2 separate regions of the Homo sapiens genome follow, and region 2 is linked to region 1. A link is a contact called in ENCODE Hi-C or POLR2A ChIA-PET data. All regions are on one chromosome and are shown on one strand. Each heading gives the region's core, a stretch centred on a gene start or an enhancer-like site at or near the end of the contact. The rest is flanking DNA. Distances are from core to core; before and after follow the strand shown. Region 1 overlaps CDH13 (cadherin 13). Region 2 overlaps CDH13 (cadherin 13).

What was found. A loop is a pair of places that touch in the nucleus more often than their neighbours do. ChIA-PET counts read pairs that join two places held with the same protein, here RNA polymerase II (POLR2A). Pooled maps may share reads with other maps.
Region 2: a map with no recorded cell type shows a loop between it and region 1 (6-fold over the local background). The contact joins two enhancer-like sites. A Hi-C loop is called at or near these places in 3 of 37 single-sample maps with no recorded cell type and 5 of 50 pooled maps. POLR2A ChIA-PET finds 5 or more read pairs at or near these places in 1 of 52 experiments (GM10248).

What each region holds. Positions count from the first base shown.
Region 1 is chr16:82,649,873-82,655,072 of GRCh38, forward strand. The region is part of intron 1 of CDH13 (cadherin 13); the gene reads left to right. Among named protein-coding and RNA genes, the nearest start is that of CDH13, 26 kb to the left of the region's middle. RefSeq lists enhancers at 3,608-4,807, 3,728-4,227, 4,049-4,258, 4,309-4,358, 4,599-4,648. Within about 2 kb of position 2,484, at least 8 of the 41 ENCODE cell types and tissues checked have a DNase peak (open chromatin) inside an H3K27ac peak, as active enhancers do.
Region 2 is chr16:82,781,112-82,786,311 of GRCh38, forward strand. The region is part of intron 1 of CDH13 (cadherin 13); the gene reads left to right. All of the region lies in intron 1 of LOC101928446 (a long non-coding RNA gene), which reads left to right. Among named protein-coding and RNA genes, the nearest start is that of MIR8058, 95 kb to the left of the region's middle. Within about 2 kb of position 1,965, at least 8 of the 41 ENCODE cell types and tissues checked have a DNase peak (open chromatin) inside an H3K27ac peak, as active enhancers do.

The DNA.
Region 1 (5,200 bases), core at 1,234-3,733:
GAGTAATAAGCTCTATATCCTGGGGTTCCTGAGAGGAGGAATTGAAGCATGTAACATGCTTAAGACAGTGCCCGGTGTGCTGTAAGTTGAAACTGTGTAGGGATCCTGTTGCCTTAGTCATCACAACAAGGACCATTTCCTGGGCAACAACCCAAAGCTATAGATTAAGAAACTGAGGCTCAGTCACTTAAAGAATGTTCTCTGAGAAAGTACACTTGGAGCCTCAACATTGCTCTACCTGCAAGTAGTTACCTCTCCTGTCTTCCAGGGAGAAATAGATTTTGTGTAAAATAGGATGCATGGCTTTGTTAGTGGAAACTAACCTTCAGCAATTGTAATAAATGAGGTACGTGAGGTTGCATTTTTTTCTCCTTTTTGAAAAAAGAGTTAATAAACAGAGGCTGTTCAATAAAGCAGAGTTAGAAGGAGTTTAGGAAGCACTGGAGAGTGGCTGAGGAGCAAGGTAGTGAGGACTTGGAGGACCTGGAGAAGGCAGATGAGATCCATCAGATCCCAGAAAGCTCCATCAACTCAGTGCCCTTTCTCTATTCCAGAAAGTCTTATGCTCATATCATTGATGCTTGGAGAAGCCTGCACACCACAGACTTGGCATGAGAAGTCCTAAAAGCCTCATTAACCCAACCACTTAGGCTTTCTGAGTGCAACCCCTACCCTATTCTATTTGGGCTCAGGGTTTGCTGGGCCCCAAAATGTCCCGCTGTTGGGATGAGGAGATTCAGTTAATACCTTTCTTTGGTTGGCTCTCCTCCCACATCCCCCTACCTCTCTAGCCTTGGTTTCCAGAAAACTGTATCTGTGCTCAGCCTGCTCCCTCCTGCCCTTGGTGATCATGAAACCTGCCAAAGAAGCATTCTCTCTGAGGCTGAGCCACTGGAGAAGTTGCACATCCAGGATTGATTTTGCATAGTGTAGAAATCAATCCGGTGAACCTGGCAGCATAGGTATCCTCTAAGTTTGGTTGTAAGCCCAGTGGGGCAGGGCAGTAAACAGTTTAAATTGGAAAGTTAAAACAATAAACAGGAGAGACAGGTGAAGTTGGGGTTTGAAATTTGCTGGGCTAGAATGGGTTTTCTCTTTCTGTGTTAATCTTATCTGGCAGCTAATCTTTACCTGTCATGTGGTTTTTGGGGGAGAAAACGGTACCCTCTTTAGACTGCTTCCTTTTCTGGGAGGAGAACCCTGAGAAAGACTATCAGTTTGAAGTTGTCCCTCCTGGGATAGAAATTTATCTAATTTTAGTGGGTGGCAAGACTATGAACAACCATCATTATCTGTGCTCCAATAATTATTAATTTAATGACATTTTAACAAATAAGAAATAACTTTTATTGAGCACTGTCTACATATCAGGCACCCAGCTAAGTACTTTCACATGTGATGTCTAATTAAAGCTTCTGAATATGATTAACTTCATTTTATAGCTGAGGAGTCTACAGCCTATAGGGCACACACACATATACCATCTTCATTGATCTTCACCCAACCATCAGAAGCCTGGGAAAGACATTTTGCAGTTAAGAAAAGTGAATCTCAGGGACTTGTCTTCTTCAGCAAACAATTGGCAGAACCACGGTTTGAATCCAGGTCTTCTGACTCCATATTACTTTGATTTTATTGGGAGAGTATATGGGTGGCGTATCTTCTTAAATTCCTCTGGCCAGGTCCTGAGAAAAGCATTTACTGTGCATTGTCTCAACACTTGTAATAACCCTATTAGGGAGGTGGTGTTTTTCCACTTTACAGTGAGGAGACTGAGGCTTAGAGAGGGTAGGTACGCCATTGGAACAAAGCCACTCAGGCAGTTGTAGGAAGTACAGCTGGGGCTTATACCTTCCCATTCTACCCTCCAGGTTTTCCCTGCTATAAGCATTTCTTACAGCAGTGCCTTCAATAGGAGAAACAATGACAAGTGATTTTTCCAGTGGGACAGCAAGAAGGTGATTGTGGTCTTGGACCTTGGGATTTAGGACGGGCTATTGACATTAACAGTTGGATAGGCTGCTAGGTCAGTCCAGGGAAAAGCAGGAGGGAAGATAAGACATGACTGAGAATTCAGGAAGGGCCAGCGCCATCCAATCAGAACAAGTTGGAGCTTTTCGTCTTCTTTAAGCCTACTAGTTTCACTTCTCATTTTGAAAGAAACAACTTGCTCGGCCAACCTATTGTTGCTGCCTTTCTCTGCCTACCACAGCTATGAAAGCAAAGTTATTGGAACATGTGAACGTCACTAGCATCCGAGGCAAGATTTAGGTTCTGAAAAGAGGTCATCAGATTGTAGAGTTGGATCTCCATTTCCCTGGAGAGTCTTGTGCTTCAGAAAATCATTATTGGTTTGTCATCCTAGCCTGTCATGGTGGAACCCCTGGGCTCTGAAAGATTACAGGAAAATAGCTGGTCCTTGGCAGTTCTCAGAAGGTTCTGTTTCTCACCTGGGCCAGGATTGTGCCTGTGGTTTTTGTTCATGACAAGATGAGAAGAGCTTGGTTAAATAAGGAACGACCTCTCGTTATATATCTTCTATCCTGATTGATTGCATCAGAAAAGCCATTCATCTGGTTTGAAGATAGACAGGTGGTTGCTGTCACTGCACCAGCAGCTTTTGAAGTTTGCTCAGTGATATGATTACAGCCCATACTTAAGCTTCTGCTCCAGGAAGTGAGATTGACCTTTGATCCTACTCCTCATTTAAAAATTACAGATCTTGGAAAATGAACCAATCTAGAAAGATATTGGAAGCTGCTGCTGCTGCTGCTGCTGCTGCTGCTGAGGTTGGCTGTCAAACCAACTTAACTGGCCTGCATTACCTAGAATTGTTTTTTTTTTTTTTTTTCTGGTTAAAACCAATGACCTTTAAAGCCTTTTTATTTTTCCTCTGACAATCTCTAGTGGACCTATGGTCTTTTGTGAGTTCTGATGGGAATCCCAGAATCTTTCTGTAACTGTGGGTTCCAATGAGAGAGGCACATTTAACAAAGACCAGAAGAAAATCAAAACTGTTGCTCAAACTGACAGTGTATGTTCTTCATCCCACTCCTTCATTAGCTCATTCATTCATTGATTCGTTCATTCATGTGCTGGCTCTTTGTAGAAGTTGGGGGTAAACAGGCGACCAAAAGGTAGTCCGTGACCCCAGGATGTTGTAATTCAGAAGGGTAAACAGACAAGGCAGTCAACATTGTCCATTCAGTGTGAATGAGCTTGGGAGTACAACCACTTTGGAAACCCATTTTGTTAATTTACCTTTGATAGATACTTATTGAACGGTTTTTCCAAGTGTCTGTGAAGAAGACATGGTGGTGGTAGGGGGTGGGTGGATGGTTTCTGAGGACCTGATAATGTTTCTCCTTGATTTTAGTGCCAGTTACGTGGCAACTCATGGAAAACATTGAGCTGAATACTTGGGCTTTTGCACCTTTTTGTAGTGCCTTAGTGTATTTTACACAAAAAAATAAATAAAAGTATGCTCAGCCTCAGGTGTGTTGGAAATACAGAGGAGAGACCAGCCCAACTTTGGAGGAGAACAGAGAGAGGGACCCAGGAAGGCCTTCTGGGGAATATATTTGACTTGGGCCCTGAAGGAGCAACAGAAATTAGGCACTGAGTAAAATGGGACTGGATGTACCTGCACAAAGCCAGCAGCAGAAGAAAAGACATGGAGTGGAGGGAGCTGGCAGTTCATGCTTGGGGGAAGCTGAGAGTTGCTTGTGGGGCTGGAGGCCAAGGTGCAGGGCTGCAGGGGTAGGAGGGAGCAGCCAGGGAGGGGGTGGATTGGTTAAGAAACACGATGTGCATGTCATGTTGAGAAACTTGGATTTCACCCTGGAGGCGCAGGAACTAGGGGGGATTTTTCAGCAGCAGTGACAGACGCTCTTAAATCTGGGTTTTCCAATGATCAGCATGCTTGTGCCTGCACCGGGGCGCAGGATGGGAGACAGATGCCTTTTGCAGTAGTTCCGGAGAAGAAGACTGAAGACCACATTCAAGGCCCTGAGAGAGAAGAGAAGGGGACAGATACCACAGAGATCATGAGATATAGCACAACAGATAAGACTTGCTAATTAACTGTACGGGGTTACAGGGAGGGACAGGGAGAAATCAGGTTTCTTCCAGCCCAGCTTCTGGTTGGAATCACTCAGGCAGAGACACATGGGCCTGAGAGAGGATTCCCCTTATGACATAAAGCCGCAAAAATTCTCATTAGTCATTGCAAAAACATCTATTTCCGGCCTACACTGCACCAGCCAGTGGGGGAGGTCCTGAGAGATAGAGAAAGGATGAATTCTTGCCCTTAGAGAGTCACCTAGAGATTCTGGGGAGACAGCAGGTCCGAGTCTCTCTGCCTGAAACCTCTGGACAGTGTCTTTGGCTGACACTTACATGGTGGTCTTGGTTTCTTATTCAAGGTCGGTTTCCCAACTCTCATAGCATCAGCTTTAGGGCATCCCCAAATCTCTTGCAGAAGAGATGGTTCTTTCCCCTTGAGTTGTTTTGAGCCAAGCATATAACATTGTGTGAATGTTTGAAAACTTCTCTTGGTTCTCAGAATGCAATTCTGACAGTGCTGAAGGCTGCCAATTAAATGAAGATTTAGATAAAGGCTGTGTGGGAGGTGGAATGCAATATTCTTAAACCTAATAATGGCTTCCTTCTGTCTTTTTGAAGCTCTCAAATAATCCTGATTGACTGACTCTCTGCTTTGGGCATTCCCATTTTCTGGACAATTTAATACCATTTAAAATGTTTGACAACTTTTATTTGGGGGCAGACATCCTTAGGGGATGGGGCCGTGGGCAAAGATACAAATGCTGTACCATCAAAGGAACCATGGATTTAAATAAGGATTTTTTTTTTTTTCATATTCAGAAGAGGTGGGTACAGAAAGGATGAGGGCAGCTTCTCAGGTTATAGTATTAACCACGTGAAGCAGCTAACAAAGGTATGTGCCTGGCCTTGTGCTAAAGGCTTTCCTCGTATCAGTTCTTTCATCCCTCCCAACACTACTGAGGTAGATGGAGTGACTAGATCCATTATACAGGCAAAGTAGCTGAGGCCCACAGCCATAGCAAATAAACTGTGGAGCTGGTGGTCCCAGATTTCATGCTTTTAGTCATTCTCTTGGCTCTGGGGTACAGGTAAGCTTCCAGAACTGGAGGATGGAGTCCAAAAGAAACTCAAGATA
Region 2 (5,200 bases), core at 715-3,214, 130 kb after region 1:
GGTTCACTTGAGGTATCATTTCTGAAGAATAAAAGTGGCAGTTTTAATATGCAGGCAATTTTTTAAAACAATGAAATAGAGATGTGATTATTGCCAGGGCAAGGCTGTTTAGTTGCCACAGGGAAACATTATACCAATTGGCCTATAGCTTGAAATTACAGCATTCTCTATATTCGTCCAGCTTTAGGGAAATGCAGACCACAAGGGTCCTGCCTACCGTTCTGCTTGCTGGTGGTTCAGGTTTTGTGAACTTATACAAGGGCTTGGTATTTGAATGCTATCTTAATGAGAATAAGCTTTTTTGTTGTGTACATTGGCAACTTGATGGCTAAGGTCATTCTCCATCCATTTGTCTAGCTACCCACACACCTATACATCCATCTACCCATCTGTCCACCCACTCACCCATCTATTCACCTATCCATCCACCCAGCTATTTATCTATCATCCATCCATCCACCCACCTACCCACTTATTCACCAATCCACCTATTAATCTATCCATCTACCCATCCATTCAGCTATTCATCTACCTATCAGTCCATCTATCTATTCAACCTTTCACATATCCACCCACTTACCTCCCCTCTCATCCATCAATATAGCCTTGTATCCATCCACGTAACCACTCATCCTTAAACAAAAATCAGTTGGCAAAACTGTAAGCATTGGTAATAAAGAGACATATAAGTCGCAGTTCTGTCCTTAAAGAGCTTAGGATCTAGTACGGGAGTATATGTAAACCAAAAATTACACAACAGTGTGCTCAGTGCACCTACAGAGAACTGTGCCGTGTTGCTGTGGGAACTCTAAAGAAAGAATGGTTTACTGTGTCTGAAGGATTCAAAGAAGGAGGCACACATGTGAACCTAAATGTCATATGTGGTAAAAGAGGAAGTAACCAGCCAGGGGTGAGGAACACAACAGCAGGAAATTAAGTAGCTGATGAATATTCAGACTTGAAGTTCCTCCTAAAGTGCCCATTTGTTGTTTGGTAGAAATATGGATATGTAGGAGGGGGCCTCTACCAGGGTGCAGAACATATGGTGGTATTATTAGGGCACCAGGCAGGAGCTGAAGTAGGGGCTCAGAAAGCCAATCACAAGAACCAGGATTCAGGGTGGGCCTGTGGTTTTGAATGGAAGAAAGGAGAAAAGAGTAAACAAATGGGCTGGGCACAATGGCTCACGCCTGTAATCCCAGCACTTTGGGAGGCTGAGGTGGGTGGATCACGAGGTCAGGAGTTGGAGACCAGCCTGGCCAACATGGTGAAACTCTGTCTTTACTAAAAATACAAACATTAGCCAGGCAAGTGCCTGTAATCCTAGCTACTGGGGAGGCTGAGGCAGGAGAGTCACTTGAACTCGGGAGGCGGAGGTTGCAGTGAGCCAAGATCGTACCACTGCACTCCAGCCTGGGCGACAGTGCCAGACTCCATCTCAAAAAAAAAAAAAAATAATAATAAACAAATGGATGCATGAACAAGTGCATAATAGGTAGATAAATACACCTTAGGAGACAGATCAAAATGCAGACTTGAATTTAATTGGCACAGACACTTAATTATGCATCTTGACATCTTTGACCAAAAACAAAATGCCAAGAACAAAAGCAGCTTCACGACCAAGCACATGCTGGAATCCGGCCTTCTGTCTGCCTTACTCCCGCTGCTGGTGAAGCTGCAGGAATCCTGACAGGAGCAGGCTGCCTTTCAGCTCCAAGTTCCTGGCACTAAGTTCTGCGCAGGGGCCTGGGCGAGGTCTTTATGACTTTCCAGAGGCTTCCAGGTCTCTATTGAAATGCAACAGCTGTTACTAGGGGCAACTCTACTTCCCAAACAAGAACATAGACTTTGTGGAGCTTTCCCAGGTGCTGTGAACCCAGCATTGCCAAACAATGCCTGGGACCCACAGCGTCTCCTTCCCCCATGGAGTTTAAATAGATTGGAAGCAAATGCTTGTTGACAACAGGTGTGGCTCAATGTGAGCAAACGTTCCATTCCGTTATTGCAGGGTTGGCACCGAGGGACATTTCCTGTGAAAGAAACAGGCTTCCAGGAGCATGGGCAATCCATACTCATAGCCAGACCTGCTCAGCTCCTCCCCTTCAGGGCCAAAGACCGCAAAGCTCCGTGAACAGGTGCTCCTAATAAATGCAGAGTTTTCCATAGCCCAAGCAAGGCTAGCAGGGAGGGGAGGGGTCCCTGGCCACAAAGCTCCAACCAGCCAACTGATCAGGCTTTCTGCGATGATGGAAGTGGCTGCATCATCATTAACTCAGCTAGATTAACCTGTTCAGCAGAAGCTTGCAGAGCTGCGTGAGCCTGCCTTCCACTCAGCTTGAATTAAAGAGATTGGGCTGCAAGGACACAGAGAGGTGAGCCCCAGGAGGTGGGGTCCCAGTCCTGAGATTAGTGACAGCAGCCCTGAGGATGTAGAGAAAAACTTCTTACTCCTTTGAAAAATGTGTGCAGTGATTCTTTTCCTCCCTGAGCTGTCTTGGAGCCAAAGTAAGTTCTTCACGGAACTAAATGGAGTTGCTTGTTCAATGAGATTCTAATTTCAGTGAGAGGACTTCTCGGCTACATATGTATTGCTTTGGGAAGTCCTCCCTTCCGAGGCAAGGGCTTCTCCACACCTAGGATTTGATGTAGAATTACTAGGGCAGTATGTAAGGACAGAGAAAGAACAGAGGCAGCGGCAGGCTTCTGACAAGGGAATACTGGTAATCAGGCTCTCTGCATAATTTTTGGAGATTTGGAGATGGAGTTAGTGGAGGGAAAGAAAGAAACGGATATAATTAGAAAAAGAAAAAAATACTAATGTCTTCACAATACTTAATGTTAGAAATTCAATTTGTTTTTTTCTTCTACCTCCGCAGGCTCTACATGTTCCTGGAGGTGTGTGTGGCTGGGCAATTATCCTTTTTCACTCTTGCCCAGTGCTTGTTTTGAATGCAAATGTATTAGTTCAGATGGGCCAAGTTGCAGTAAAAGAAATCCACCCCCAAATTTCGGTGGTTTAACAGAACAGATGTTCTTATCCTGCTTACCCAACAGCTCTAGTGGGTGTTTCTTCTATGAAGCTGCTCAGAAACTCAGGCTGATGGGTGACCCTGCCATTTTCAACATCTGGTCTTCAAAGTGACCTTAGACGTTGACATCCCTGTCGGCCAGAATGCAGAAGTATCACGGCGCAGCATGTGGGAGAGGTTCTTATGGACTGTGCCTGGAAGTGGCAGACATTGTCCCCATCACTTGGTCAAATGACCACACCTACCAGCAAGGGCAATGAGGAAATGTGGTCCAGCTGTGTGTGTACAGGAAGAAGGGACAGCGAATGCTCTCCCCCACACCCTGCTTTCAGGGTTTATCCTTGTCATTTATTGAGGGCCTGCTATGTGCCCTACATTGTCCTAGGAGCTGAGGATACAGCTGTCCACAGAATACCCACGGTCCTTGCCCACACATGGTTAGAACCTAGTGAGGGAAGAAGAAGAATTAATACCTCTTTATAAAATTAATTAATTACACTTTGGATAAGGGTCATAGGGGAAAACTTCAGGGCACCATGAGAGCTGGTAACTCTCTCTATGGTGAGGTGAAGGGGAAGTAGAGGAGGTTTCTGGGAAACAGTGACATTCAAACTGGCAAAAAGAAAGCAAAACAGACTTAACCAGGCAGATGCACAGCAGGGTGGCATTTTAGGAAGTGGGACCAGCAGCTGAAAAGTCCTTAGGCAGAAAATAATTTCAAACATTTTAGACCCTTCCTCCAAAGGGCAGCGAGGCTGATGCACATTGAAGAGGCCAGAGAGCGCCTTGAAATGAGACAGAAGAGCTGCTCCGGGCTGAGATGGAAGTCATCTTCCTGGACTCAGACAGTTAGGGCTACTCCTTAGCAGTAGTGGGGGCCCGCTCATGGGTGTAAGAAAGAATGTAGCATGATCAGCTGTGCTTGTCAAAAATCTGCTCTGCCTGATGAAGTCTGAAGGAGGGAGGGTACTGCAGTCTTTCAGGGGAGAGACGGGGGCTTGCGTTCGGGGCTGGCAGTTGAAACGGAGAGACATAAGATAGATTGTTGAAATAGGAAGGGGAAGACATGAGACTCTCTTATGTCTAAATGTCTAACATGGGTTGGAAAGGCTGCCCACCAGTCCCAGGTATGCAGGCTTGGCACTTGGCTCATTTGAAAGAGAGACAACTAAGCCATAACTGGTTTATCCTTTTCCTCTGCAGTTTTATGGCCTTCTTGACTTCAGGCCTATTTAATAAAATGCAGCTCTTTAAAATGGATGTTCAGTGGAGCTCAAATTCACCCTCAATGTGCACTTCTGCGGACTTTGATTAGTATGCATAATAGAGCAGCACACCTGATGTCCGCAGCAGGCAGTTCTAATGCCGGTGGAGAGAGGTACAAGATAAATCACTCCAAGTAAATGACTAATTAATCATGCACTTGATTTTAATAACATATACCATCTGGCTCAAGATTTGTCTGTCTACAATCTTGTATTCCATTCTAGAGATTTGATAATCAGTAAAACCACCCATGGATTCCTAATTGAGGACAATTTCTTTCCTTTCTTTTAGAAAACTTAGGAATCAAAGTGTATTCCAGTAACTGCATGGAAGGGGCTGGAGGGAGAAGGTTATTGTTATATATAAAGTCGCGGTACCGCAAAAGAAATAGCAGTCGAATATAAAATTTTATTTTTAATTCTCAGCAAGGCAAGTTACTTCTATATAGAAGGGTGCACCCTTACAGATGGAACTATGGTGAGCCCACATTTGGACAAGAGAGGGGAAGGGGTTCTTATCCCTGATGCACGTGGCCCCTGCTACTGTGTGGTTCCCCTGTTGGCTAGGGTTAGACCACACAGGCTAAACTAATTCCGACTGGCAAATTTAAAGAGAATGATGGAGTGAGTGCTTTGGCAGGAGTCAAGGCAGAGCAGGTAGCAAGTAATCTGAATGAGTTAGGGTGAGCAAGTGATCAGAATGAGTTAGGGTGGAGCAGGTGATCAGAATGAGTCAGGGTGGAGTAGGTAATGGAAAACGGTTGCTTTACGAGGAAGTTAAGTTTAGAAGTAGAAGGCAAAGAATTGCACATACTGACATATTCTTTGAAAAGAAATTTAGAAGTCATATCTTACAGTTAAGGTTTGATTTTTTTTTTAAATCTTAAAACCATCATAGATATT